Regions from separate parts of the Homo sapiens genome. Here region 2 is linked to region 1. Evidence: chromatin loops called from intact Hi-C (ENCODE). Cell type or tissue: A673. All regions are shown on one strand. Links, peaks and the distances in the headings refer to the core of each region. The heading gives the core; the rest is flanking DNA. Region 1 overlaps HNF4A (hepatocyte nuclear factor 4 alpha). Region 2 overlaps JPH2 (junctophilin 2).

Region 1 (14,998 bases), core at 7,038-9,537:
GATTTTTATCCACGGTTGCTTGTCATTGTGCAAATTGTTGTCATTGTGCAAATTGTATGATTTTTAAAATTATACTACCAAATTGTCTGTCGCTGGTATGTAGGAAGATGGTTGACTTTTTTTTATAATCTCATTTCTCCTTTTTTTAAAGTAAGAAATATTACAAATATGCAGAGAAGTATAGAGAATAATATTATGAACATTTATGTATCCACCTCTCAATTTTGTCAAATCTTACTACATGACCATGTTTTCTTTGGATGTTGTTTGTTTGTTTGTTTGTTTTAATGACAAATTAAACATTACACTTAGAGTTGAAGCCCCTTGTCTTCCTGATCCCATCACCCTGCCACCCTTATCAGTGGTGATCATGGTCACCATTTGGTATTTATCATGTGTATTTGGTATTTATCTGGTAATGTGTCATTACCAGACACATTTTCACAGTTCTACCATACGTGGCTATATAAGCAAAGTAAAATATTTTGCTTATCTGGAAAATTTATTTAAATGATATACTGTACATATCCTGCAGCAACTTCCTTTTATTACTCCTCATAATAGGTCTCTGGATCTTTTCATGATGATACAAGTTGCACCAGACCACTCATTTAAAATGCTGTGTAGGCTGGGTGCAGTGGCTCACCTGTAATTCCAACACTTTGGGAGGCCGAGGCAAGTAGATCACTTAAGCCCAGGAGTTCAAGAGCCAGCCTGGGCAACATGGTGAAACCCTGTCTCTATCAAAAAATAAAATAAAAAAGAAATAAAATAGATAAAATGCTGTGTATCCATGAAGTACTATACAGTCATAAAAAAGAATGAAATCATGTCCTCTGCAGCAACATGGATATGGCTGGAAACCATTATCCGAAGCAAACTAATGCAGAAACAGAAATTCAAATAACATATGTTCTCACCTATACGTGGGGGCTAAACCTTGGGTACACATGGACATAAAGATGGGAACAATAGGCACTGGAGAAACCAAAGGGGTTAGAGAGGGAGGGGGCAAATGTTGAAAAACTACCTATTGGGTACCATGCTCATTACCTGGGTGATGAATTCATTCATACTGGAAACCCCAGCATCATGCAATATACCTTTGTAACAAACCTATACGTGTACCTCCTGATTCGAAAATAAAAGTTGAAATAACGGGCCAGGCAATGTTTAAAAACACATGCAGCCGGGCGCGGTAGCTCATGCCTGTAATCCAAGCACTTTGGGAGGCCGAGGCGGGTGGATCACTTGAGATCAGGAGTTCGAGACAAGCCTGGGCAACATGGTGAAACCCTATCTCTATTGAAAATATAAAAATTAACCAGGCCTGGTGGTGGGCACCTGTAATCCCAGCCACTTGGGAGGCTGAGGCATGAGAATCGCTTAAACCTGGGAGGCAGGTAAAAAAAACAAAGTTGAAATAACAAAAAATAAAATAAAAGTGTCTGTAAATATCCTGAGTATATTTATTCTGTTTTGTTTATTTGTTTGTTTTGAGATGGAGTCTCACTCTGTTACTCAGGCTGGAGTGCAGTTGCACGATCTTGGCTCACTATCTCAGATGATGCTCCAAAGACTATTCTTATACCTGTGGATGAGAGTTTCTCTAGGTAACATGCAGAGATGGAATTTCTGTATCTTAGACAGTGGATATCAACACTTTTAAGAGATGTTGCTAAATTGCTCATTCTTGAATGCCAACTTCCACTTCCAACAATAGTTACAGAGTTTTGGTTGCTCTACAACCTCATCAGCACTTGATTTTGTAAGATACTGAATGTAAAATTATGCTTCACTTTCAAATTTACATTTCCTCTATTACTAGAGAAGGAGAGGCTCTTTTGCCATTTGAGCTTCCTACATTATGAGTGTGCTTGTTTGTATCCTTTGACCATTTATCTATTGTATTATTTACCTTTCCTTATCAATTTGTAGGCATTTTTTAGCACTCTTAGAAACATCTTTTATGCATGTATTTTTTTTTTTTTTTGAAACAGAGTCTTACTCTGTCGCCCGGCTGGAGTGCAGTGGCGTGATCTCGGCTCACTACAACCTCCACCTCCCAGGTTCAAGTGATTTTTCTGCCTCAGCCTCCCGAGTAGCTGGGGTTACAGGCATGCACCGCCGCACCCAGCTGATTTTTGTATTTTTAGTAGAGACAGGGTTTCACTATGTTGCCCAGGCTGGTCTTGAACACCTGACCAAAGGTGATCCATCCACCTCAGCCTCCCAAAGTGCTGGGATTACAGGTGTGAGCCACCACGCCCAGCCGACCATTTTTAAACGTACAGTTCAGAGACATTAAATATATTCACATTGTAATACAACCATCAGCACCATCCATCACCTGAACTTTTTTCATCTTCCCACACTGAAACTGTACCCATTAGAAAATAGCTCCCCTTGGGAGGCTAACATGGAGAAACCTCGTCTCTACTAAAAATACAAAATAAATACTAAAAATACAAAAAAATTAGCCGGGCGTGGTGGTGCGTGCCTGTAATCCCAGGTACTCAGGAGGCTGAGGCAGGAGACTCGCTTGAACCCGGGAAGTGGAGGTTGCAGTGAGCCGAGATCGCACCACTGCACTCCAGCCTGGGCCACAGAGAGAGACCCCGTCTCAAAAAAAAAAAAAAAAGAAAAGAAAAGAAAAGAAAATAGTTCTCCTTTCTTCCCAGGCCCTGGCAAACCCCTTCTACTTTCTGTCTCTGTGAATTTGACTACTTTCCTGTAGGCTAGTGGAATCATACAGTATTTGTTCTTTGTGACTAGCTTTTCCCCTAGCATAATGCCCTCAGGATCCATCCATGTTGTAGCATGTGTCAGAATTTCCATCCTTTTTAAGGCTGAATAATATTCCATTGTATGCATATACCACATTTTATTGATCCATTCATCCATTGATTGACACTTGGGTTGCCTGTACCTTTTGGCTATTATGAATAATGCTGCTATGAACTTGAGTATACAAATCTCTCTTCCAGATGCTACTTTTGGTTCTTTTGGGTATATACTCGGGAGTACAATTGCTAGATCATATGATAGTTCTATTTTTCATTTTTTAGGAAGCCGCCATACTGCTTGCCACAGAAGCTGCACTATTTTACGTTCCCACCAGCAGTGATAGGAACGTAAAAGGGTTACAATTTCTCCACATCTTCACCAACACTTACTATTGTCTGTTTTGTTGTTGTTTTATAATATCCATCCTAATGGGTGTGAGGTGGTCTCTTATTGTGTGTTTTGTTTGTTTGTTTGTCTTGGTTTTTTTTGGAGACATAGTCTTGCTCTGTCGCCCAGGCTGGAGTGCAGTAGTGCAGTCTCAGCTCACTGCAAACTTCTCCTCCAGGGTTCAAGCGATTCTCCTGCTTCAGCCTCCCAGGTAGCTGAGATTACAGGCATGTGCCATCACACCCGGATAATTTTTCTTTTCCTTTTTTTTTTTTTTTTTTTTTGAGACAGAGTCTCACTGTGTGGCACAGACTGGGGTGCAGTGGCGCGATCTTGGCTCACTGCAACCTCTGCCTCCCAGGTTCAAGCGATTCTCCTACCTCAGCCTCCTGAGTAGCTGGGATTACAGATGCATGCCACCATGCCCGGCTAATTTTTGTATTTTTAGTAGAGATGGGGTTTCACCATGCTGGCCAGGCTGGTCTTGAACTCCTGACCTCGTGATCCGCCCGCCTTGGCCTCCCAAAGTGCTGGGATTACAGGCGTGAGCCACTGTGCCTGGCCCACACCCAGATAATTTTTATATTGTTTAGTAGATTTGGGATTTTGCCATGTTGGCCAGGCTGGTCTCAAACTCCTGACCTCAAGTGATCCACTTGCCCTGGCCTCCCAAAGTGCTGGGATTACAGGCATGAGCCACTGTGCCCAGCCTCTTATTGCAGTTTTGATTTGCACTTCCCTAATGATTAGTGATGTTAAGTATCTTTTTATGTGCTTAATGGTTATTTGTATATCTTCCTTGGAGAAATGCCTATTCAAGTCCTTTGCCAATTTTTTTGTTTTCTTGAGACAGGTCTTGCTCTGTCACCCAGGCTAGAGTGCAGCAGCAGGATCGTGGCTCACCACAGCCTCAAACTCCTTGACTCAAGTGGTCCTCCCACCTCGGCCTCCCAAGTAAGCTGGGACTACAGGTGTGCAGCATGCCTGGCTAATTTTTAAATTTTTCTGTAGAGACAAAGTTTCACTATGTTGCCCAGGCTGGTCTTAAACTCCTGAGCTCAAGCAATCCTCCTGCCTCTGCCTCACAAAGTGGTGAGATTACAGACTTGAGCCACTACACCTGGCCTCTTTGTCCATTTTTAAAGTTTTTGGTTGTTGTTATTGAGTTGTAAGAGTTCTTTATATATTTCGGACATTAACCCCTTATCAGATATATGATTGGCAAATATTTTCTCCCATTCTGTAAGTTGCTTTTTCACTCAGTCAAGTGTCCTTTGGTGCACAAATTTTTCTAATTTTGATGTAGTCCAATTTATCTAATTTTTAAAAATTTCCTGTGCTTTTGGTGTCATATCCAAGAAATCATCACCAAATCTAATATCATGAAGCTTTTCCCTTATGTTTTATTCCAAAGGTTTTATACTTTTCCGTCAAACTCATTTTTAGTTAATTTTCGTATATGGTGTAAGGAAAGAGTCTGATTTCATTCTTTTGCATGTGGATATACAGTTTCCCAAACATGAATTTGGTTTTGATAGTACTTTGTTAATTAAGACTTTTGCACCTGGTAGACGCTCTTTGACCTCTAACCCACTGGAATCCTCTCACCATCCTTCCCTGACAGTTGACCATTTAGCTTGGGCTTAATACTTCCAATGACGGAATACTCACTACTTAATAAAGCAGCTTTTCCTGTGGTAGAACAATTGTATTTTATAGAAAGATCTCCATTTTGAGCCTCAAGTTTCCTCCCTGTAGCATCCACATTTTGGTCCTCGTTCATTCTCTGAAGCTGTAGGAATCAGTGAGAGCTTTTTTTTTTTTTTTTTTTGAGACAGAGTTTTACTCTGTCACCCAGGCTGGAGTGCAGTGGCACGATCTCTGCTCACTGCAACCTCCAACTCCAGGGTTCAAATGATTCTCCTGTCTCACTCTCCTGAGTAGCTGGGACTACAGGCACATGACACCACATCTGGCTTATTTTTGTATTTTTAGTAGACGGGGTTTCACCATGTTGGCCACGTGAAACTGGTCTCAAACTCCTGGCTTCAACTGATCTGCCTGCCTCAGCCCCACAAGTGCTGAGATTACAGGCGTGAGCCACTTCACCCAGCCAGTGGGCACTCTTTTCCAAAGGAAAGTACTTTGTTGCCTTTTTTTTGAGACTGAGTCTCAATCTATCACCCAGGATGGCGTGCAGCGGCACGATCTCAGCTCATTGCAACCTCTGCCTCCCAGGTTCAAGTGATTCTTGTGCCTCAGCCTCCCAAGTAGCTGGGATTACAGGTGACTGCCACCACGCCCGGCTAATTTTTGTGTTTTTAGTAGAGACAGGGTTTCACCATGTTGGTCAGGCTGGTCTGGAACTCCTGACCTCAAGTGATCCACCCACCTCAGCCTCCCAAAGTGCTGGGATTACAGGCCTGAGCCACCGCACCCGGCAGGAAAGTACTTTGAATTGAGTAAATAACGCAACTATATGCTGGGCAGCTACCTGCCAGGTTTATAAGGTTTAACACATTTACTCCACAAAGCAATCTATGAAAAGGTCCTATCATTGATTCCTATTTTATAGATGAAGCAAATAAGGCTTGAAGAGCTTATGATTTTAGCAAGGTCCAACAGCTATGTAAATGGCACCACTGATATTTCAAAGGCAATGGCCCTGACCACTCTGCTACACCACCTTTCTCTCCTCTTCTCCAATACCCAGCCCAAAACTCTTTTGGATCTTTGATTATTCTTCAAGGGGCATAGCTTTCTTTCTTTCTTTCTTTCTTTTTTTTTTTTGAGACGAACTCTCGCTCTGCTGCCGGGCTAGAGTGCGGTGGCGAGATCTCGGCTCACTGCACCCTCCGCCTCCCAGGTTCAAGCAATTCTCCTGCCTCAGCCTCCCAAGTAGCTGGGACTACAGGTGCGTACCACTACGCAAGGCTAATTTTTGTATTTTTAGTAGAGATGGAGTTTCACCATGTTGGCCAACATGATCTCGATCTCTTGACCTCGTGATCCGCCCGCCTTGGCCTCCCAAAGCGCCAGGATTACAGGCATGAGCCATGCCGCTGCACTCGGCCTAAGGGGCATAGCTTTCTCATCCTCTGCCATCCTAGGAAAATTTTAAGTATTCATATTAAAATGAAAACTAAACACAATTGTCCATATATGCTCCTTAGGAGTAGAATGCCAAGGACCTCTTAGCTCCTCTGACCTGGGAACTACATTCTCTCTAATGATACATACGACTGGGTTAGAGGTTTGGGCAGCTGCCACCAAGTAAAACCTCTAGAATTTTGCTATGTCACTTTCTGCTAAGGTAGCTTTTCCCATCTACACTAAATAAATAAATCATCCAGGTGATTTATTTTTAACCAATGCAGAGGATTTTTTACTTATCTCCATGGAGTTCAAACATTTCTCCAGGCTGGGTGGGGTGACTCACGTCTGTAATCCCAACACTTTGAAGACTAAGAAGGGGCAGATTGCTTGAACCCAAGAGTTCCAGACCAGCCTGGGCAACATGGTGAAATCCCATATCTACAAAATATAGAAAAATTAGCCAGGGGTGGTGGTCCACACATGTAGTCCCAGCTACTCTGGAGGCTGAGGTAGGAGGATCATCTGAGCCTGGAGACTTGGAGGCTGCAGTGAGCTGTGATGGCGCCACTGCACTCCAGCCTGAGTGACAGAGACCCTGTCTCAAAAAAAACAAACAATAATTCACCAAATCTATTTGGATCTGGATCCTGCCATCATTTTATAGGTAATGCCTCCATAGCACTCACTAAGTGCCAGGCACACTTCTAAGCCCTTTTTATACATTAACACAAATAATCCCCACCACGACCTAATGCCATACACATCATTATGGTCACTATTTTGCAAATAAGAAAACAGTCACAGAGCAGTTCAGTAACTTGTCCAGGGTCACACAGCTAGTCCATGACTGAACCAGAATTTAAGCCCAGGATGTCAAGTTCCAGAATTGGTACACTCAGCCTCAATACTGTGCTGCCTTCAAATATTCTGACAATCTTAGACAGCTTTGGGGATCCAAAAGATTGAGAAGTACTCTTGGGGACCTCTTTTTTTTTTTTTTTTTTAAATACGGAGTCTCAACTCTCTCCCCCAGGCTGGAGTGCAGTGGTACAATCTCAGCTCACTGCAACCTCCGCCTCCTGGGTTCAAGTGATTCTCCTGCCTCAGCCTCCCAAGAGGCTGGGATATTACAGGCACATGCCATCATGCCCAGCTAATTTTTGCATTTTAAGTAGAGACAGGATATCACCATGTTGGCTAGGGTGGTCTTGAACTCCTGACCTCAAGTGATCTGCCCACCTCAGCCCCCCAAACTGCTGGGATTACAGGCATGAGCCACCGCACCTGGCTCCCATTTTTTTTTTAAGACGGAGTTTCACTCTTGTTGCCCAGGCTGGAGTGCAATGGAGCGATCTCGGCTCACTGCAACCTCCGCCTCCCAGGTTCAAGCAATTCTCCTGTCTCAGCCTCCTGAGTAGCTGGGATTACAGGCACATGCCACCACACCCGGCTAATTTTTGTATTTTTAGTAGAGATGGGGTTTCCTCATATTGGTCAGGCTGGTCTCGAACTCCTGACCTCAGGTGATCTTCCCACCTCGGCCTCCCAAATTCCTGGGATTACAGGTGTGAGCCATCACGCCTGGCCCCTGGCTCCTTTTTTTTTTTTTTTTTTTTTTTTTTAAATAAAGACCAAAGGTCCAGAGGCTTTGAAAGGCAAATAGTATTAAGTCAGGATTTGATATCAGGATTTCTTTCATTCTGTTTATTTTCTCATTGCTTTCTACTTATGATACTGTTTCATTTGGTAGTAATAATATTTCTTTCTAAAATAAATTGAAGTAAAAAGAAGTGAGTTGATGTAAGAAAAATGTTACAGATATGAAAAAATCATAATGGTCATTAAAAAATTAGTGAAACTTTGGAAAGACTGTGTTCAGTCAAGTGAAGTGAAGTTAGCTTGCAACCACAAAAAAACCCCTAAGTCTCAATGGTTTGAACAGCAAAGTTAATTGCTCACCTATAGTACACGCCCAGCATGGGTCGGCAGGGGGCGCTCCGCGTTGTGGAACGATTCATATCTATACTTGCTTCCCCAACAAGGGCAGCACTGGCCTTTAAAGCTTCTGCCCAGGTGTGACACAGGTTGTTTCTGCTCACATCTCGTTACCTGAAACAAGTAACATGGTCACATCTCATTTCAAAGGAAGCAAGAAAATGTAATCCCCATCATGTGCCGGAAAGGAGAGAAATAGAATAGTTGAGAACAGCCCTCAGAGAGACTATAAGTAAGGGGGCATAAAAGATGGGTCTAGAGAGATAGGCTGAGTCATGACTCACTGAATTTGTCTGACGTAGATCATGATGGCCCATCCCACCAAGTGGCCAACATTTGTTCCCAGAAAAGGGAGTGTGATGATCCCCCAGAAAGAACACAGTCTGACAACATTATTCTGATGAGCAGACACACCTCTCAGGCTGCCACTCAGGAGTCCTTTTGGGTGGGGAGGTGGGGATGCTGATATTTCCTAAGTGGTTTCAGCTGAACTCTGTGATCTTTTTTTTTTTTTTTTTTTTTTTTTTTTGCCTATTCCCTGAAGGGAGATGAGGCAATTTGGGCTTTGGCTGAGCTAGGGTTTGGTTCTGTCACCACTTGCTATCTAGGGAAGGGTAATAATTGGAAAGGAGAGGAATTCAAGGAGAGGGTCCAGGTGGGTAGGGAGCCTCACACAGGGTTTGGTGATCAGGTGATTGAGAGGCCTCCTTGAGGAGTTTTCAAAGTGCGGTCTGAGGGCACCTGGTATCAGAAGTGCCCAGAAGCTCATTAAACACTTGGGCCAGGTGCTCCATGGCTCCTGCCTTTAATCCCAGCACTTTGGGAGGCTGATTTGCTTGAGGCTGGGGTTCAAGACAAGCCTGGACAACATAGCAAGACACCTCCCCCCGTCTCTATTTTTTAATTAATTAATTTGTTTGTTTATTAATTTATGGACTCTCACTCTGTCGCCCAGGCTGGAGTGTAGTGGCCTGATCTCTTCTCACTGCAACCTCCGCCTCCCAGGTTCAAGCAATTCTCCTGCCCCAGCCTCCCAAGTAGCTGAAATTACAGGCATGCACCACCACACCCAGCTAGTTTTTGTACTTTTAGTAGAGACAAGGTTTCACCATGTTGGCCAGGCTGGTCTTGAATTCTTAGTCTCCAGTGATCCACCTGCCTTGGCCTCCCAAAGTGTTGGGATTACAGGCATGAGCCACCATGCCCCACCTCTATTTATTAAATATTTTCTTTTTTTTAATCTGATGACTAGGCCCACTGTTGGTCCTGGCACCTGGAGGTAGGACCCCAGGCATCTGATTTTTTTTGTTGTTTTTTTTAAGGCAGGGTCTCGCTCTGGCGCCCAGGCTGGAGTGCAGTGGCACGATCTTCACTCACTGGAACCTCCACCTCCCAGGTTCAAGCGATTCTCCTGCTTCAGCCTCCCGAGTAGCTGGGATTACAGGCATGCACCATCACGCCTGGCTAATTTTTTTTTTAATAGAGACAGGGTTTCACCATGTTGGCCAGGCTGGTCTTGAACTCCTGAACTCAGGTGATCCACCCACCTCCCAAAGTGCTGGGATTACAGGCGTGAGCCACCGTGCCCAGCCACCATCTGATTTTTTTTTTTTTTTTTTTTTTTTTGAGACAGAGTTTTGCTCTTGTTAACCAGGCTGGAGTGCAATGGCACGATCCCGGCTCACCACAACCTCTGCCTCATGGGTTTAAGTGATTTTCCTGTCTCAGCCTCCCAAGTAGCTGGGATTACAGGCATGTGCTACCACGCTCGGCTAATTTTGTATTTTTAGTAGAGACGAGGTCTCACCATGTTTGGCAGGCTGGTCTCGAACTCCTGAACTCAAGTGGTCCACCTGCCTCAGCCTCCCGAAGTGCTGGGATTACAGGTGTAAGCCACCTCGCCCAGCTGCCATCTGAATTTTTAATAATGGCCCCAGATGATTCTTATGGACACCAAGATTTGAGAAGCATTGAATGACTGAGAGAAAATTTCTTGTAAGGGTAGAAGCCCAGCACAGTGGTTCTCAGTGGAGATAATTTCAACCCCCAAGGGACATTTATAAATGTCTGGAGATAGTTTTGATTATCACACCTTGAGGGTAGGGAAAAGTGCTGCTGACATCTAGTGGCTAGAGGCCAGACATGCTGCCAGGGACAATGTACAGGACAGTCCCCACGACAAAGAATTCTCTAGCCCAAATGTCATTAGTGCTTAGGTCAAGAAACCCTGGTTAGCCATTAAGAGTTTGAACCTTTCTAAATGTTGGAGCACATACGATTTTTAAATCTTCAATTTTTATTTTATTTTCCAAAATTTCTACTATATGCATAGAATCCTTTTCATTGAATACCTGTTACGCACCGAGCACTTGAAGTTTACATCACTATCAGTTCCTCTTGAAAGACCTTTTCAGTCATTCATCCAACAACTATCCATTAAACACTTACTAAAATGTATTCCAGGCCAGGTGTGGTGGCTCATGCCTGTAATCCCAGCACTCTGGGAGGCCGAGGTGGGTGGATCACCTGAGGTCAGGAGTTTGAGATCAGCCTGGCCAACATGGCGAAACCCCGTCTCTACTAAAAATTAAAAAATTAGCTGGGTGTGGATCCCAGCTACTCAGGAGGCTGAGGCAGGAGAATTGCTTGAACCTGGGAGGCGGAGGTTGCAGCAAGCCGAGATCGTGCCATTGCTCTCCAGCCTGAGTGACAAGAGCGAAACTTCATCTTAAAAAAAAAAAAAAAAAAAAAAAAAGAAGTATTCCAGGCAGAGGGGAAAGTATATGCAAAGGCCCCCAAGACAGGAAAGAAAAACTTTAAAATGGCTAGTATGCCTGCTGCTGATAGGGGTGGGGGCAAGTGGAATGAAATGAGGTTGGACACGGAGGGATATAAAAACAAGGGCGTGCATGGCCTCACAGTGTTAAGTGGGAGTTGTATGAGTTTTGTTATAAATGCATAGGAAGTCATAAAAATTTAAGTAGAAGAGGATCTGAGCCAATGTACATTTGTACAAGATCACCCTTGGCCCCTGAGTGAAGAGTAGGGGGTAGGGAAGCCACAGGAGAAAAAGTGAAGGGGTGGGGTGGAGGCAGGCGGGGGGGGGGGGAGGCGGGGGGGGCGGTGGAGCGGGGGAGATCCCCTCCCCAACCCTGGCAGGTTTAAAAAAAAAAAAAGGGAAGAAGTGAAAAGACTTTTGCAGACCTCCAGAGATGATGCATAAGGTTGGCTGGGGTGGAGATGGAAAGATGGAAAATCTAGATTCTGTTTGGAGGGTGGCAAGAACTGGATTTTCTGATGAACTGGAAGGCATGAGAAACACAACACAAAGATTGTGACTTGCAAGATGTTGGCTTGAATAATTGAGAGAAGGTGGGTGATGATATATGACATGTAGATATGACTATCATTCTCTTTTGACGACTGAGGAAGGGGAGGTGAGTCGTCCTACTTCACAAAGATAGTATATGGGCTCCAGGTGTGTCTAACCCAAAGGTTATAATTTTTCCACACTCCTATATCCACACATTAATTTTTTTTTTTAAATTGAGACAGAGTCTCACTCTATCACCCAGGCTGGAGTGCAGTGGCGCCATCGTGGCTCACTGCAGCCTCCAACTCCTGGGATCCAGCGATCCTCCCACCTTGGCCACCTAAAGCTGGAGTTACAGGCATGCACCATCACGCCCTGCCTATCTTAATTTTCATAATGGGTATGACATTTACTGATAGTAATATCATTATACATGCCCCATACATGCTAACATCTGCTTCCACATGGAAGCAGCACAAAGCCTGGAACCTTCCTCAAAGACCCCCCCCACCCCCGTACATTGGAACAAGGTGCTGGGAACAGAAGTTTAGTAGGTGGTGGAAGGGCAGCGGCTGCTACCCTGGGAACTGGTTTTAAAATCTTACGTTCTGATTGCTGCCGTGGCCATGTGCTGGTGTGTGATGGGGAGATGTTCTTTTAGGTAACTAAATCCAACGAGCTGTGATTGGTGATCGAACCGAGCAGGCCTCCTCTGGATTTGGAGAGACATAGTGCGTCTGGGCCTGTGATTGGCGGGATTGCTGTGATTGGTGAAGTCCCTAAGGCTATCTAAGTTTCTGAACACCAGTTCCTGCGTTGGCCACGAGGAGGAGCCCAGGAAGCGCAAAGCGCAGCACTGCGGAGAGTCTTGGCCGCCTCCTCCGGGACGCCCTCCGGCCCAGCGCGGTGCCTGCCCTGCCCTGCGCCCTGGGGCAACCGCGGGATGAGGTGGGGCGGCAAAGGGTGTCAGGGCTCCCAGCTGCGGCCCGGGTGGCCACGCTTCTCTGCACAGTTCCTTTGGCCTCTTCCCCTGGCTCCCAGCCCCACAGAAGACATTGGCTGACCCGAGGGGTGGGGCTGCGGGTTCGCGAAGGTTTGTGAAGGCCCAGATCCAAGTTGCAAAACTGTGGAGTCTATCAAGTGAGACTTAGCAGCCCCACTCCCTCAGGTGCGCCCCTTGCCCTCCTCAGAGTCCTTCTCTCAAGTTTAGCAGCCTCCACCGTGCCCTTTAAGATCCTCAAAGAACTTTTGCAAAGTGGCATCTCATTGGAGCTAAAATGACCTGTGCAGGCAAAGGCCACTAGCTCAGGGGATCGTCCTGCCCATCCCCAGGTGCTATCACATCGCGCTGTGCGTCTTCACTGCACTTAACCACTGTTTGTAATTGACTTCGTTTTTCATGTATTTACTTGCTTATGTCTGCAACCCGCCTCTCCACCAAAACGCAAGCTCTGTGAGGGAGGGTGTAGGGTTGCCCGACACAACACAGGACACCCAGTTTCATATGAGTGTCAGATGAACACCACAGTTTAAAAGTATAAGCAGGTCCCATGCATTATTTGGGACACGCTCATACTAACGAAGTATTTCTTGTGTATCTTAAATTCACATTTGACTGGGCATCCTGTATTTTTATTTGCTCATCTGCACCCCTCTGAGGGGGATATTTTGCCCATGGTCTTCCCTGCTGCATCTCCACCACCCACAACGATGCACGCAGAAGGTGCTGAATAAATGTTGACTGTTTCGATGGACGATTTCCATCCTTTATTCACTCAGTTATTCATCCAGCCTATTTATATCAAGTGGGTCCTGGGAATACAATGGTAGATGGGACACAGTCCAGTGGAGGAGGCACACAACCAGTCTAATTACCATCTGACTAAACGATGATGATGTAAAGCTTTGGGGGCTATGGGGGGACAGAGGAGGACCCCGGCGTTCTGTTTCCCGGAGGAAGATGACTAAGATGGGACTTGGAGGATGAGAAGGCAAAGAAGGAAGTGCGACAGCTCTCTGCTTGAGACCACGGGGTTCTGGAAGCTGCAGGGGGCTGGGGAGGGCAAATGTGCAGTGTGGGCGTGGCAGTCAGGAAAAGGTGAGAAGGAGACTCACATTCACTGGATGTTACTACCCACCAGCCAGCACAAGAGGGATGCCATGTTGCTATTATTGTGCCCATCATACAGATGAGGAAGCTGAGGCTCAGAGAAGTGAAATGCCTCGGCTAAGTTTACAGTCGTGGAGGGAAAAGCTGAGCTTCAAGCTCAGGTCTGGCAGACTCTGAAGCCTGCACTCTTCTAGAAAAGCCACTGGGTTAAGGATTACAATGCCAATAGGGGGATGGAGAAACACGCTCAGAAAGGTGATAGGGCTCTCCCTGTGAATATGGCTCTGTCCAGTTGAGCAGAATACTGAAGCAATGCAAGAGTTATGGTTTTTTCCAAGCCCTCCAGAGAGACAACAGGAGGGCCAGAGCAGGACCCAGGAGTCCAGACCACTGTGTCTCCCATTCCTATTGGGGTTGGCTCTCTAGGAGCCCCTTGCAGAGCCCTGGGGCTAATTCCTTGCATGGATCCTGGACAGGTCTGCAGTTTCCATGGAGACCGCCTCCCACCATCCCTGAAATCTCATTGTGACCAGTATTAAGGGATTAACTCTGCCCAGCGGCCCTCGCAGGGTCTGGGGTGCTGAGAGGGGCCAGCAGGAGCTCCCTCAAGGATGAAGAGGTTGTGCACTGTGCGGGACCCCATAGCAGCAGGAGGAGGATGTCGGACTGGGGCCAGGGCTTCCCCCAGGACCCACCAGGTATGGTCCTGACTCCACATCTGCCTGGAAGGAAGGATGGGATGGTAGGAGAGAGACACAGAACCAAGGGGGAGGATTCCAGACTGGGAGCAGTGTGGAGGATTTGTACCCTCATCCCCTAACCCAGGAACGTCCATGGCCCTGATGGGTGAATGACGTTCCAATCAGAGAAGGAGAATCCAGACGACCTCAACAAGGTGAGAGGAGCCCCGTAGAGTATTAGGGGTAGTCCAAGGCTGCCTAAAGACCAGATCTCTTATCTCTCTCATTTTGCAGTTGGGGAAACTGAGGCACGGAGAGGGAAAATGACTTGCCCAAAGCCAGTGAGTCAGCAAACTGAAGCAGGTCAAGAATCCAGAGGGAACCCTGAAGTTCCCTGAGCAGAAAACAATCGGTTAAAATCTCATTGCCACTTCTGCCTTGAACTCCAAATCCTCCTTCCTGAGCTCCAGGCATGGGGTCCCCTCCATCCCCTCACCCAGAGCTTGTCTCATCGGCCATGCTTCCCTCCCTGCCTCTCATCCTCCTCCTGACTTCCCCTGCCACCCGCACCACCTGAGGCTGGCAGAGAGTTCCTGGCAGGTTCTCCAGTGCTGACGGGCACAGCCACCA
Region 2 (14,998 bases), core at 5,091-7,590, 270 kb before region 1:
AACTCATCCAACACACACACATACACACACACACACAGACACACCCCATCTGCAGACCGGCCAACTGGGCTGGCTGCCCACCTGCTTTCCCTCTGTGGGTTTTTATCAAAGGCTACAGATAACAATTCCCTCCCCATTTCCACTCCCACCTCCCCTCCTGTGCTTCCTCCAAGCCCATCCTTCCTGGAATCCCAGCATCATTCCAGAGTTTTGAAAACTTTTGTGTTTTTTTTTTTTTCCAGATGGAGTCTTGCTCTGTCACCCAGGCTGGAGTGCAGTGGCTTGATCTTGGCTCACTGCAACCTCCGCCTCCAGGGTTCAAGTGCTTCTCCTGCCTCAGTCTCCCAACTAGCTGGGTTTACAGGTACGCGCCACCACACTTGGCTAATTTTTGTATTTTCTTTTTTAGTAGAGATGGGGTTTTGCCATGTTGGCCAGGCTGGTCTCAAACTCCTGACCTCAAGTGATCCACCTGCCTCAGCCTCCTCTAACGTGCTGGAATTATAGGTGTGAGCCACCATGCCCAGCTTAAAACCTCTTTATCACCATAATCTATCTCATTTGAGCCTCACAACTGCATTGCCTATGAGGAAGACCATGGGGCAGGGATTAGAGTCTCCTCAGCAGAAGAGGAAACTGAGGCACAGAAAGAGGGAGTGAGGGAGCACATGGCCCATCAGTGATAGGGCTGGGTTGGGTAGGGGAGCCAGGCTCCTGAGGACAGGGTGTGCCTGAACTCGAGCCTACTGTTGGTTGAGGGACCTTCTTCTCCAACCCCCTCGCTGGGAACCACCGGCTGTGAGAGTAACTTCATGGGCAGTACTTATTCCTAAAAAGTCAAGAGAACTGCTTTCCTGCCACCAACTTGCTGTGTGCGTGACCTTGGGCAAGTCCCTCTGCTCTAAGCCTCTGTGGAATGTGGCGATCCCCTCAGGCTCCCCCACTGATTGAGATATTCTGACTAAACAACTGGTATCTGAATCACCTCCATCCCTTTGGGGTCCCTGGGATCCTCTACCAAAACGCAAGAGGGCTTGTAGCAGAGCTAACAGCACCATAGCGTGATAACAACACTCGTCTCCATTTCTCCACTGCTTTCTACAGCCTCAACATCTAATGTAATCCTCACTACCAGGAGGTAGGCTCTGTAATTATCCCCATTTTATAGATGAGAAAACTGAGGCTCAGAGAAGCGAAGAAAGTGGCTGGGCTAGCATTGGAGGCTGGGGGGACTCCACCTCAAAGGGCAGGCTCTTGATTCTATTGTCATCTACTCATAGAAGTTTCTGGAAGTTTGCTTTAGAAACTCCACTGTAGAAGCTCTATGGTCTTTCAGCCCCCACTCAAACTGAAGCCCTTCAGCTGCCCCTCAAGGATCGTGAGAACAAGGACACAGATGGGAAGGACCCACGTCCCCCAGCCTCTTCCCACCCACCCTCCTTGAGCCAGCCCCTCATCCTGGACCCACAAGCACATTGCAGCCCAGCCAGAGCCCGTGAGCAGATGCGGGTTTATTATTGCACAGACTGCAGCATCCTGAACCCCAAACCCAACCCCAAACACCAGCCCCCAAACTTGGCCTGGGAGCTTTGGCAGGCACAGGCTTGTCCCCAGCACCAGCCAAAAAAAAACAACAGAAAAAAAACAGGACAAGAATCTCCGAGACGGAGCCCGTCAGCACAGAGCAGTGGCCCCGCCCCATTCCCCTCATGCTCCAGGAGTCTTGAGAAGCTCAGATGCAGATGCAGAGCTGTGGGCCATGGCCAGCTGAGGATGGAAGAATCTGCAGGTTCTTCTCCATGAAAATACAGTCCTGGATTCCAGCCAAGCCACAAGGTCCCAGCAGGGCTTGAAACGGCAAGTGTGAAGCTAAGGGAGAAGGTTCCCAAGCATTGAAGGGAAATGGGAAAGCTGACCCTATCAGAAGCAAACTCCTAGGTCCCAGAGCTGCCTGGGGAGGCCCTGCCACAAAGCCAAAGCCTCCAAGGTCCACAGAAATGAAGGGAGGACAGCAGCAGTTCCCTCTGGCTCAGCTTGGATGCCACGTCCTTCCCCAGGCTTGGAGGGGCCTGGAAGCCCTTTCTCTCCATTCTCCTGGAGGCAGGAAACCATAGCCTTTGGCCCTCACCCCACCCACAGGAAGCACAAGGGCCCAGAGACCTAGTGTGGTACAAAACATCTTTAAGTGAGGTACATCCAAGTAGCCATCTTCTACCAAGTAAGCCAAAGGGGCTTATAACTGCACCCAGGCTGTACCCAGTTGGAGCCCCAGACTTGCCCCTCTCTTGCCGGGAAATGCTTCTTGACAAGCAGCTTGTCTTCAACACCTGCCTTAGTGTCTGCCCCAGGGACATCTCCCTGGGCTTCCATGGGCTTCTGTGCTCCCCTGAGCTTTCGGTGGGCCCTGATGGGGGAGGAGACAAGCCATTTCACAGGGCATCACAGGAGATTTCTCGCCGGCCCCAGGCCTCCTGCAGGTGACCCTCTAGCATCCCAAGCACACGGGAAACCCCAAATGCAATCCCAGTCTCAGACACACTCCAAAACAGGCCATCATCACTGCACCTTAACCCCTCTTCCCACCCTGCCCCCTGGCCACCTGGTCAGTGGCTTCCCAGCCAGAGGATCCATGGGGTCTCCCCTCGTCTATTGGTCCAGAAGGGAAGCTAACTGGACTGGTGGGAGGAGACAGAGCACTGTGTTCTGGGATATTCAAACTGACCTTGTCCATTTCCTCTACTGTCATCCAGAACATCTACAGGCAAGGGAGGGAGTGCAGGGTGCAGACTGCACAAGGACAGGTCTCTGTGCTGGTCTGAGGGGGTCTCAACACCCACCCCACCCAGCTTCCCTGGGAGGCCTCAGCCCACAGCCAAAGGATTAAATCAAAGTGGGGCAGGGTGGGAGGAAGGGGGATGGGATTGAATATCAATGTCCTGGTTAGGTGACATCTCCCAAAACACACAAAAGCCCAGGGAGGGGACAACCTAGGGAAAGGCAAGGGAGTGGAGGAGAGCGGGGGACAGGAGCAGATCAGGAAGCTCAAGAGACCAGGGCGCTTCTCTCTGGGCTCTCCTTGCCCCTGGGTAGAGAGCTCCTGAAGGAGCCCAGGACATTCCATTCCTCTTGGCACCACCACCGCCACCCAGCACAGGCACCGTGGGAGGCCTCCTGAAACTCTTGTGGGGTGAATGTGAACTGGACCACGGGGCTCCAGGTCCAGAGTCCAGTCCTCTTTGGCCACCCTGCCTGGCACTGCAAAAAGACGGGTCCTCATGTCCTCAGCAGGAACTTCTGGCTCTGCAAAGAGACAGCAAAAGGGTCAGGCAAGGGAGGGAGGGCAGAGGCTGGGCCGCCAAGCCAGGTGCAGGGCTCAAGCCTTGGGGCTCATCTTCTCTGGGGCAAGATCCCACCTCTGCATCCCCCCAGACAGCCCTGTCCCTTGATTCTGATACTCGGCAGGTCACAAACGGGTCCCCGAGGCCTCTCCTGGCCCTGGCTGCCTGCCTGTTTATTTACACATGCTGTTCCCTTTGCTGCTGCACTCATCTCTTCCCTCTTCCTCCCCCACTGTCATCTGGTTCACTCCTTTTCACCCTTCAGGTCATTAAAGGAATCAGTGCCTGCAGGAAGCATTCCCAGAGCCCCTGTTGAAACATGGAACCTGCAGAGCTCAAGTGTTCACCCCTACGGCAGCACTTACCAGGCTGGTATTGTCATTGACTGTTTACATGGTGACAGCATAGACTTTCCTGGGGCTGATTAAGAACCTCCAGCCCAAACTAAGCTAGGATCAAAAAAGGGGGCCTGAGGAAAAGGCAGAAACCCTGTTATTATTGCCAAGCATGGGATTGAGGCTGTGAAGGCTAGTTCCAGCAGGGGGAAGATTTTGTCTTGTAGATGCTTCACCTTGAGAGCAGTGAGGGCCACTCTCCTTCAGCCCAGCCCAGCCCACTCCACTTCACGGGAACTTACCCCAGCCCCCAGCTCCATCATGGGGAAAAAACTGAGAGGGAACCAATGGGCAGAGGAACAGGAGCAGGCTGGGTGTGCCAAGGGATTAAAGACTGAAGTGGGGAAGAGAGAAAGGGAGCACGGAGATGAGTGTCCCACCGTCCCAGGTGAGCTCAGTCTAGACCTGTTGTGCTCAGTGTTTGAACGGTAAGACTTTTCTGTAATGAGCTCTAAGTTCAGGGTTACTTTCATTATGTTCACCCCATTCTTGGAGCAGGAGTGAGTCCCTGCTGTATCCCCATCTCCCAGCAGAGCAGTACATGTTGGCCAAATGAATGAGTGAATGAAGCCCTCAGTGCTCACCTGACAGAGAGCAGGTGCTCTGCAAACACTAAGCTAATGAAGTAAGTGTGTGTGTGTGTGTGTGTGTGTGTGTGTGTGTGTGTGTGTGTGCGCTGGTATCAAATCACACTCTAGGTCTTGGCTTCTGCAGGTGGGTGGGCCTCAATTAGTCACAGGACTGTCATCCAAGTACCGAGTAGGTCCCTCCTCCCACCACCCTGGTGCTCAAAACTCCCCAGGGGCTCCTGCCCCCCAACCCCTCCTCCAGCCAGCTGGCTGCACCTGGTAAGCGACGGTCAGGTCAGGAGGTGAACAAAGAGGATGGCCAGGCCGATGTTCAGCAGGATCACCATGCAGATGAGGATGGTGTTGGGGACCTGGGAGCAGTGGAGAGAGGCTTCCTGAGTCCCCATGGCCTCGGAGACACCCCCCACCCAGGTCACAGCAAGGCTGGACAGAGCAGGAACTTCTGGATGGACCTTCCTAAGAGCATTGCCGGCTTTGTTCACTGCTGTATCCTGTCACCTGGATGGCAGACCATCACAGCTGGAAGGACTCTTAGAAATAACCAAATCCCTCAGGACCCAGGGAGGGACAAGATCATGCCCCAAGTCATATAGTGTGTGAATCAGGCCTGGAACCCAGGCATCCTGCTAATTCCCCTTGGGACGCATTCTTCAGTCCCCCAAAGCCCAGCTTCAGTCTTTGTTGCCGCCGTTCCTAGCTCCCTGCCTCCCATAAGTCAGGAGGTCTATAACCCAAATCCTGTTGGGCCCTTCTTCCACCTCCATGAAGCCCTCACTGCTACACCTTGTAGCAGATGCTGCTGGTGCCCAGCCCAACCCCCCTGACTGGGCAAATGGACCCACCCTCCAGCTGCTCAGGCTCCCAGCTGCCCCTGCTCATGAGAACTGTCTCTGCCAATGGGATACCAGGTGCAAAGGTAGGAGGACTCCATGCGGCCATTTACGCTCCAACGTCCTCTGTGGACCAAGCCAAGGCTATGCTCCCCTAATCCCCAGCCCTGCAGCATTTCCTCCTGCTCTATCCTGCTTCGGTCTCTCGCACCCCAGCAACCCCCAAATCCCCTGCCCCTGAATCCTCCCTCAAGCCCTGCTACCTCTAGGGAACCCGACCTTAGGCACACCTTGCCCGACAGCCTCACCTCTTCCACCTCCACCTCCGCCTCTGCCGCCAGTGCGGCCTCCTTCCGCGCCTTCTTCTTGGCCCCCGCCTTGGTCAGCCCTCGAGCCTCAGTCTTGCGGGCCTTGGCCCTGGGCTCGGCTTTGGGGATGATGGGCTTGGGCTCCAGCTTGGCGGGGGTCTCGCGTGCAGGCTCGGGGCCTCGGAGCGTGGGGGCCTGCAGCGGGGCGGTGGCCGGGGACGAGGGCGCGGACTCGGACCCGGAGACCTCGGGCTCGGGCTGGTCCTCAAAGGGTGGGGGCTCGGGCGGCGTGGTGCGCACAGCATAGCTGTGGTAGCCCTGGTAAAGCGCCACCTCCGGCTCCCGCGACGGCGCAGGCGGTGCCTGCAGAGCCTCGATGGCCATGCGCTCGGTGGCTGGACGCGCGGGGCTGCGGCGGCCCGCGCCCTCGGACGGAGTGACTGACCGGCTGCCCTCACCGCTGGGCTCGCCGTTCCAGGCGCCTGGGCTCAGCAGGCCGTCCTTGGACACCCCGGGCCTGGGCCGCTTGGGCTGCGGGGGCGTCCCGGCCGGTGACGGGGAGCCACCCTCGGGCCGAGGGGTCTCACGCTCGTGCAGCTGCGGGCTCTCGCGGGGCGGCTGTGGGAGGCCCGCTGCGCCGGCGCCCCGGTCGGGGGGCTCCAGCAGGCTCTCCGAGTTCTCCAGGATCTCCTGCAGCAGCCGGCGCTTCTGATATTCCGGACCTGCCAGGGCAACACAGGGAGGCTGGGCTCGAACCCCGCACCACTGTTGGGTGATCCTGGGCCAGCCACTTCACCTCTCGAGCCTCATTCATGGGCTCAGTCGGCACTCACATAGCACTGACCAAGTGCCAGGCACTGTTCCAAGCACTTTCCAAATATTAACTCATCTAATCCCTGTAGTATCCCTATGAAGTTGATGCTACTGTGAACCTCAAAGGGAGGCTCTGAGAGGTTAAATCACTTGCCCAAAGACACACAGCTGTCGAAGGGCAGAGCCAGGACTAGCACCCAGCAGTCTGGCTCCAGAGGCGATGCCCTTTACTTTGGCACGCGTCTCTTTCCATTCCCTTATCTGAAACATGGGCCTGATCATACCTATTTTATAAATACGAATGGAAGGATTGAGAAAATGCATGTCAAAGGCGGAGCTCAGGGCCCCGCACCGGCATAGACCAGCAGGGGGAGCGCTGTGACCAGAAGTGAGGGATCCTCCCAGGCATAGGTTTTCGCTCCTAGGTTTTTCATCAGGCCTCCTTTGGCCTCCTTTCTGCAGCCAGGATCACGTTTAGAAAACACACATCTGATCATGTCATTAACTTAAAAACCCTTCATGGCTGGGCGCGGTGGCTCACGCCTGTAATCCCAGCACTTTGGGAGGCCGAGGCGCGCGGATCACAAGGTCAGGAGATCGAGACGATCCTGGCCAACATAGTGAAATGCTGTCTCTACTAAAAATACAAAAATTAGCTGGGCATGGTGGCGCGTGCCTGTAATCCCAGCTACTCAGGAGGCCGAGGCAGGAGAATTGCTTGAACCAGGGAGTCGGAAGTTGCAGTGAGCTGAGATCGCGCCACTGCACTCCAGCCTGGTGACAGAGCGAGACTCCGTCTCAAAAAAAACAAAAAAACAAAACCTTCATCGCAGAGAATCCCCATCTCTGTCCCTCAGGGGTTCCCACCACTCTATCCATGTGCCAGATCTCTACCAAGGCCGGGAGGTCCTCCTTACTCTGCAGCCTCGATTCTCAGGACCCACAGCCTACTTTGTGATGTGGCTTCCTGGCATGCTGCTCTGTCCGAGTTTCTGTGCCTTTGCACCTCCTCCACTCATCCCACCCAGCGCTATCTGGTACAGCAGCTCTCAAAGTGTGGTCTCAGACTAGCAGTATCCACATCGCCTGATCCTTAGAAATGCACATTCATTCATGGGCTCCACCTGAGACCTACTGAATCAGAAACTCTGGGGGTGGACCCAGCAATCTGTGTCAAATTTGAGACCCACTGACTTGATAGACTCTTGTTCAGCCTGCAAGATTCAGCTCAAATGGCCTCTCCTGAGGGCAGCCTTCTCTAACACTTCCTCTTGCCTAACTGCTTCCTGTGAGCTCCCTCCTCTCCCATTCTAACCGCACAGTGCTCATCCTGCTGTGTGAAATGGAACCATAATCATGAAACAACAGCCACAGTCACTGAGAGCTTACTGAGGACTGGGAATGTACCTTACATGCATTTAATCCATGCACAAAAAAGCAGGCACCATTCTTACTACCATTTTACAGATCAGGAAACTGAGGTTTACAGAGGTTAAACACCTCACTCAAAGTCTCACAGCTGGGAAGCAGCGGAATCAGGGTTTGAATGAATGCAGAGTCTGTTTATGGTACCCCTAGCTCTGTTGTTTTTGTGACTCTCTGCTCCCCTAGATTTTGGAACCCACTTATGTAACCCCAGAGCCTGGTACAGTGCCTGACACATGGACAGTGCTCAATGCTTGACTGAAACTGTTGGGCAAGTGCAAGAAGCCATTTTTCCCTCTCATCCACCAGTGACTTCTCTCCTCTAAGCTTCACCAGCTCCAACTGTCTTCCCTGCTCAGAGCAGAGAGAAAAGACCACTTGGAGTGACTCTGCTGCCCTCCCCTCGAGCTCAGCATGAAGGCAGAGATGTGTCTCCCCACCTACCCCTGCATCATCCCATCCCACATTTGCACCATGCCCCAGTTTCTGAGACTCACGGGCATCCAGGAAACCACTTGGGCATCTCAGATTCCAGTAAGCAAAGAAAAGCGCCCACCCTAGGGATAGCCCTACCCTGCCCATCCTTCCCTGGCTGGCCCTACCTGGCTGGTAGAAGTCCGGAGCCAGCTCCCTGGCCAAAGTGCGAGCAATGTTGGACTCCTGGTTGGCAGCCAGGGCGGCCTGTTCCGCTGCCTCAGCTTTGGCCTTGGCGTGGCTTGTCCTATGGAGACAATGTGGCAGAAGACTCAGGATCCTTCCAGAGAACCAGCCTTCTGCCCCTTCTCCCCAACCCACAAAGAGACATGCTAAACACAGCATTCTTTCACGCAGGCAGTCAATGAATATTTATTGAGCCTCATGGCCCAGACTGCTATGCATTCTCCAGATCATTTCTTCTTCTTTCTGAGCACTTAGATAGACTACCTTTCCCAACCTCCCTTGCAGTTAGGTGTGGTCAGGTGACTGAGTTCTGGCCAGTGCATTATGGGAAGACATCATGTATGCTATTTCCAGGCTTGGCCCATAAAAACTTCTGTGCCCTCTCTTTTTTCCCCAGCATTGCTGGTTGAATGCAGAGCAGGCTGAGTCCCCAGAATAGGGACTTAACTTCTGTGTCACAGATCCCTTTGGCAGTGTGGTGAAGCCTATGGATCCCTTCTCAGAATAATGTTTTTGAATGCATAATAATATACATAGGATTACAAAAGGATGCAGTTACTTGACATACTGTTTCCAAAATATTTAAAAGAACACATTTGTAAAATAATAATCTATATCTTTATAATCACATTAAACAAAATATCAGGTCTGTTAACTACTGTAATTTTAAAGTATAGATAAGCATAAAGGATATTTCAAGGATATCTAATTACAACATATAATATGACATGAAAATATATGAGATTTCTATTGGTGACAAAGTCACAGCTGCTACTACTACTATTATGGTTTATTGCCTATTTCCATAATTGAAGAGAAGGCTACATTTCAGTTGGAGTTAATAAAAATACAGATGTAGCTTTTCTCATTGTAGTGGGTACTTCTGGTGCCCTATGCAGATCCCTTCACTGGGCAAATGTGCCTACCCCCGGCTGATGTGAGTGTTGGCTGCTAATGGCTCCTTACTACCCCAGAGAATTGTAGCCCATAGAAGCCACCTTGTTCCAGAAGTTAAAATACTGCCCTGCCAGCCAGGCACGGTGGCTCACGCCTGTAATCCCAACACTTTGGGAGGCCAAGGCAGGCGGATCACGAGGTCAGGAGATGGAGACCATCCTGGCTAACATGGTGAAACCCCATCTCTACTAAAAAATACAAAAAATTAGCCGGGCATGGTGGCGGGCGCCTGTAGTCCCAGGTACTCGGGAGGCTAAGGCAGGAGAATGGCATGAACCCAGGAGGCGGAGCTTGCAGTGAGCCGAGATTGCGCCAGTGCATTCCAGCCTGGGCAACAGGGTGAGACTCCATCTCAAAAAAAAAAAAAAAAAAAAAATCCTGCCCTGCCTACCCCTAAACCTAGGCAGCCCATACCAATGACTGGTACTGGTCAGCCTCCTCTTGCCTCAAGAGGAAGGAACTCCAGCTGCAGCAGGTACAATCCATGCTCCAGAGCCCCCGGTGGACTGGCTGAAGCAGGTCTCCAGCTGAGACCACATCTCAGCTCATCTCCTTCCCTACGCCATCCTGCCTCTCATTCTTCTCTCTCCTGAAAGCCTCCCTCAGTAAATCACTTACACAAGAATCCCCACTTCAGGCTCTACTTCTAGGGAATCTAACCTACACCGTCCAAGTTCATGGACCCCTGAAATCTATCCACAGACCCTCCTGTGGACTCCAAGTTAAGAAATGTGAGCCCATAAATGATTGCATGGAGCAAAGCCCCTTCCCACAGCCCCACAGTTGCACGTGACAGGAGCAAATTTTAAATATTCATTGTCTTAAGTACCTGAGATTTGGGAGATGTCTGTTTCAGCTGTCAGCTTAGCTTAACTCACAGAAGTACCTACTAAAGTAATAACAGTCCAATTTCCTAATGGGCCAGGCATGGTTCTAAAGGAGTTATGAAGATTATCTCATATGCTCATTCTAATGCCTTAGGAAGCTGGTGCTGTTATTATTATCCCTATTTTACAGAAAAGAAAATTGAAGTGCAAACAGGTTAAGCAATTTGCCCAAGGTCACAGAGTCCTGAAGTGCAGGAACTGGGATTTTGAACCCAGGCAACGTAACTCTAGGGCAGTGGTGTCCAATCTTTTGGCTTCCATGGGCCAGAAGAAGAAGAATTGTCATGGACCACACAGAAAATACACTAACACTAACGATAGCTGATAAGCTTAAAAAAAACAAATCACAAAAAAAATCCCATAACATTTTAATAGAGTTTACGAATTCGTGTTGGGCCACATTCAAAGCTGTCCTGGGCTGCATGGGGCCCATGGGCAAGGGTTAGACAAGCTTGCTCTATACCAGTAGCTGAGCATGTGCCAGAGCCTGTGCCAGGAGCTGAGCATGGCCAGGAACTGAGGACAGAGACTCTGTGGACCAGAAAGGCTACTGTCAGATGAGGGAGCTGGCTAGTAAACAGACACAAAAACTATTTAATAAAATGCAATTAAATAAAAAGTACCTAATTATAATTGTGAAATATGCCGTGAAGGAGGAGTAGAGAATACAATGAAAATGCAGGACAGAAAGACTTAATGTTGATGGGTGGTGGAGGTGGGCTGGTCAGGAAAGGATTCCTTGAGGAAGTTGACATTTGAGTTGAGACTTGAAGAAACACATACGTTAGGCCCCTAAGAGGTGGGCGGGTCAATGAGCCAGGTAGACAGAAGGGCATGTGCAAAGACTCTGAGACTGAGGAAGAGCTTTGTGCCTTCGAGGAGCTGCAAAGCCAAGTCAGAGTGTCCACTCTCTACAGATGAGTTAATTCCCTGGGGAGCTGATGTGTGTGTGTCTTTATCTCAGTCTACAGCAGAGAACTGGGCGCACGGTAAGGGGGATAAATTCCCTTAAGCTTCTACTAGGCACCAGGGCTTTTATCCCTTACAAACCTCAAAACTGTGAGGTAGTGAGGTAGTGTTTACCGGTCCCTACTTCACAGGTGGGGAAACTGAGGTTCAGAAAGGTGTCTTGCTCAAGGAAACAAAATAGGAGTTAACATTTACAAAGCACTTAGTATATGCCAAGGGCTTTACAGAAATTAACTTAACCCCCCAATAACTCTACAGGGTAGATGTTATTCCTATCATCCCTCTCTACAGAGGAGACATCCAAGGCAAAGGAGTATTCTAAAGAACCCAAGCCAGCATGGTGGCTCGTGCTTGTAATCCCAGCACTTTGGGAGGCTGAGGCAGGAAGATCACTTGAGCTCAGGAGTTCAAGACCAGCCTAAGCAACATACCAAGACCTTGTCTCTACTAACAATTAAAAAAAAAAAATTAGCCAGGTGTGGTGGCGCACACCTGTAGTCCCAGCTACTCAGGAGGCTGAGGTCAGCGGGGGGATTGCTTGAGCCCAGGAGATCGAGGCTGCAGTGAGCTATTATCACACCATTGCACTCCAGCCTGGGCAACTGAGCAAGACTGCATCTCAGAAAGAAAAAAAGAATTCACCCAAGCTTACATAGCTAGTAAGTACCAGAGTAAGGATTCAAACCAAAGCATTCTGGGATCTAGAGTCTGTATCCTAACCACAGGCTCAATTTCCATTCAATAACAAGCAGCAGAGTAAGATTCTAAACCTGGAGCTGTCTGATGTCCAAGCCCCTGCCTCTCCACTATGCCATATTGCCATAGTAATGCTTACTGAATGAATACATGGCTGAAGGCACGCATGCAGGCGTGCACATATGTAGGGGCAAGGAGACAGCCTAGGGAAGAGTTAAGAGCACACAGTTTTAGAATTAACAGGCCTGGATTCCAATTTGGGCTCTGCCAAGGCCAGGGACAGAATGAGATGACCGAGGCACTCGCCTCAGGGGCAAAATTTATGGGGTTGCCAAAAAACTCAGTGATCAAGAGGAATCACATTTTAATGCAATATTTTAAAAGTCTAAATTAATGCAAAAATAAATCCTTGATGAACAACCTATGAAGAAAATTTTAAATAAAGCCTGGATTGGACCCTGCACTTGGATCCCTCACTTACTCACTCACCTCACCCCACTGGGAGTCTAGGACCTTGGGTGCATGCATGGCTTTACCTCTCTGTGCCTCAGTTTCTTCATCTGTAAAGTGGAGATAGTAATTCTCCCCTCCTGAAGTTGCCGTGAAAACTAAGTGAGAGGCAACGCGTGAAAGTGTTTGGTCTTGATGATGACGATGATGGGGTGTTGGTGGCGGTGGTGAAAGAGGAGGAGGAGAATGACATCTGTACATCAAAACTGAGTGTGCTACATGCATATCCCCAGGCTTATTTTTGCCTGCACGTGAGTATGTGTGAGACAAAGTTCTAAACTTTTTAGAGCCACTTCTCTGGGCACATGAAACCCCAGGAGGGAGGAGGAGGGAAAGGGCTGGGCAAGCCTTCAAACTGAGAAAATGCCCTTTTTTTGGTCATGTGAGCAGAAAGATGCCCACTTTCTGGTGCCTTTGGAAGCTGGGTTGAGGACTCCTCAGGCAGGAAAGGCAGCCTCTCCCCACAGCCCTGGAAGATTCTGGGGGACCCACTGTGCACAGCCAGAACAGGGGCGGCCACACAGCCCAGGGCAATGAGGGCTGCTGTGCTGGAAGCAAGCATACTCCCTGTCCATCTCCAACCACCCGGCCCGCTGCATCCTATCAGCCCTTCTCCCCTGTCCCATGCTCCCAATCTCTGATCCCAGCCTTCAGGCCAGGAATCCCGGTGTTCTTCAGCACCCTCCCTCCCCACCTCCTTCCACATCCACAGCCCATCAATCACCAACACTGGTCTCTCCGGCTCCCTTTATAACTCTTAGAACCCTCTGCCACTCCTCCTGCACCCCTTCCCATGGGTCTCCCCTGCCTGCAGGCTCACTCCTACAGCTGCTCCTACACACAGCGGCTCAGCGAGCTTGCTTAACCACACACCCGTGGCCTCACCCCTTGCTTCAAATCTTTGCAAGGCTTCCTACTGTGCTCAAAATAAAACCCTAGCTACTTAGTATGGCCTTCGAGGCTCTCCAGACCCTTGCCCAAGGCAGTCTGGATGGGGTATACCAGCAGCTCACGGGGTGAAGGGCAGGCGGAATGACTGTGGCTGGGAGGCTATTGCTTCTAGGCCAGTGCCTCTCCTAATGCAGTCCGTGACCCCCACCCAGTATCTTCATCACCCGGAAGCTCAGATATACAAATTCTCGGGCTCTGCCCAGACCGACTCATCGGAATTTGAAGGGAACGAGCCTAGGAATCTGTGTTTTATATTCCAGATTCTGACTTAAGTTTGAGAAGCACGTGTTCGGCGGAGAGAAAAGCCAGCTCCATCTTGAAGTTGTTCCCAGACTGCTCAACCCCCTAGGAGCCTTGGATGTTTTCCTTTTAGCACCAGGGTCCCTCCCTGAATCAAGGCCCTGCTGGGGAAATGCAGGAAGCATTCCTGCTCTGCTGACCACTCACCATCTCTGGATCCATGCCTCTGGGTGAGGGTCTGGAGGATGGCTCTGACCCTGCTTGGGGGAAGGGAGCAGTCACTGGGGCCGGGGGAGGAACAGGGAGACTCTTCTTGATTTCGTTCGGATTAACTTTCGTCAGCAGGGTTAAAAATAAGGCTGGTGTTTCTGGGATAGGAGCAGGGCTCTCACCCAATAGAGCAACTTCTAAAAGCACCTGCCCCCACCCTGGCCTCCTTTCCCCATCTCTCCTCCCAGGCCCATAACTGCTTGGTTGTTTCCCAGTTGTCTCCACTAGGCATTGGTGGCTTTATGGGGCCAAAGGGGGACCCTCACCGGACTTGCCCTGACTCTAGGCCTTTGCTTAGGCTGTTCCCCGACCTGGAAGGCTCTCTCCCCTCCTGCCGCGATCCTGGCCTTAAAGAGTCAGTTTAAGACCCACCTGTATGTATTGGTTCATTCATTTAATACAACTTTATGGAGTGCCTACTATGTGCTAGGCACTTTTCTGGGCACTGAAGACATAGAGGCAAACTGAACATCCAAAAATCCCTTGTATGGTCAGGCACAGTGGCTCACACCTGTAATCCCAGCACTTTGGAAGGCTGAGGCAGGAGGATCACTTGAGGCCAGGAGTTTGAGACCAGCCTGGGCAACACAGCAAGATCCCAACTCTATCTTAAAAAAAAAAGTAAAAAAGAAAGAAAGGAAACAAAAATCCCTTGCAGAGGTTACATTCCAGGGCACGGGTCAGCAGATGACAGTGGTAGGCTAAACCCAGCCTGCTGCCAGCTTTTGTACCACCCATGAATGGTTTTTATATATTTGAATGGTTAGAAAAAAAAAAAAGTAAGGCCAGGCATGGTGGCTCACGCATGTAATCCCAGCACTATGGGATGCTGAGGCGGGTGGATCACTTGAGACTAGGAGATCAAGACCAGCCTGGCCAACATGCCGAAACCCTGTCTCTACCAAAAAATACAAAAATCAGCTGGGCACGGTGGTGCGCACCTGTAGTCCCAGCTACTTAGAAGGCTGAGGCAGAGAATCACTTGAATCTGGGAGGCAGAGGTTGCAGTGAGCCAAGATTGCACCACTGTACTCCAACTCCAGCCTGGGTGACAGAGTGAGACTCTGGCTCAAAAAAAAAAAAAAAAAAGTAACATTTTGTGACACATGAAAATTATATGAAATCCAGATATCTGTGTCCCTGTAAACAAAATTTTGTT

The links. Hi-C counts contacts between places; a loop is a spot of excess contacts. Peaks named below come from ENCODE experiments on the same cell type or tissue, not always from the same donor. Only the 100,000 strongest peaks of a DNase experiment are listed, where the experiment ranks them.
Region 2: it touches region 1 in a loop (6-fold over the local background); 14 of 110 quality-filtered maps call a loop at or near these places.

Annotation. Positions count from the first base shown.
Region 1 is chr20:44,376,294-44,391,291 of GRCh38, forward strand. The region is part of intron 1 of HNF4A (hepatocyte nuclear factor 4 alpha); the gene reads left to right. It overlaps HNF4A-AS1 (HNF4A antisense RNA 1), which reads right to left. Exons shown (of 3, transcript NR_172878.1): 2 at 8,230-8,379. Among named protein-coding and RNA genes, the nearest start is that of HNF4A-AS1, 12 kb to the right of the region's middle. RefSeq lists enhancers at 12,157-12,246, 12,617-13,118. In A673, for the core only: CTCF peaks have their summits at 8,259 (motif pointing right) and 8,460; DNase peaks (open chromatin) are centred at 8,258 and 8,538.
Region 2 is chr20:44,110,204-44,125,201 of GRCh38, forward strand. It overlaps JPH2 (junctophilin 2), which reads right to left. Exons shown (of 6, transcript NM_020433.5): 3 at 8,302-8,420; 4 at 5,462-6,183; 5 at 4,579-4,673; 6 at 1-3,300. The coding sequence ends at 4,593. Among named protein-coding and RNA genes, the nearest start is that of JPH2, 69 kb to the right of the region's middle. RefSeq lists enhancers at 1,085-1,598, 6,446-6,740. In A673, for the core only: a CTCF peak has its summit at 6,635 (motif pointing right); a DNase peak (open chromatin) is centred at 6,658.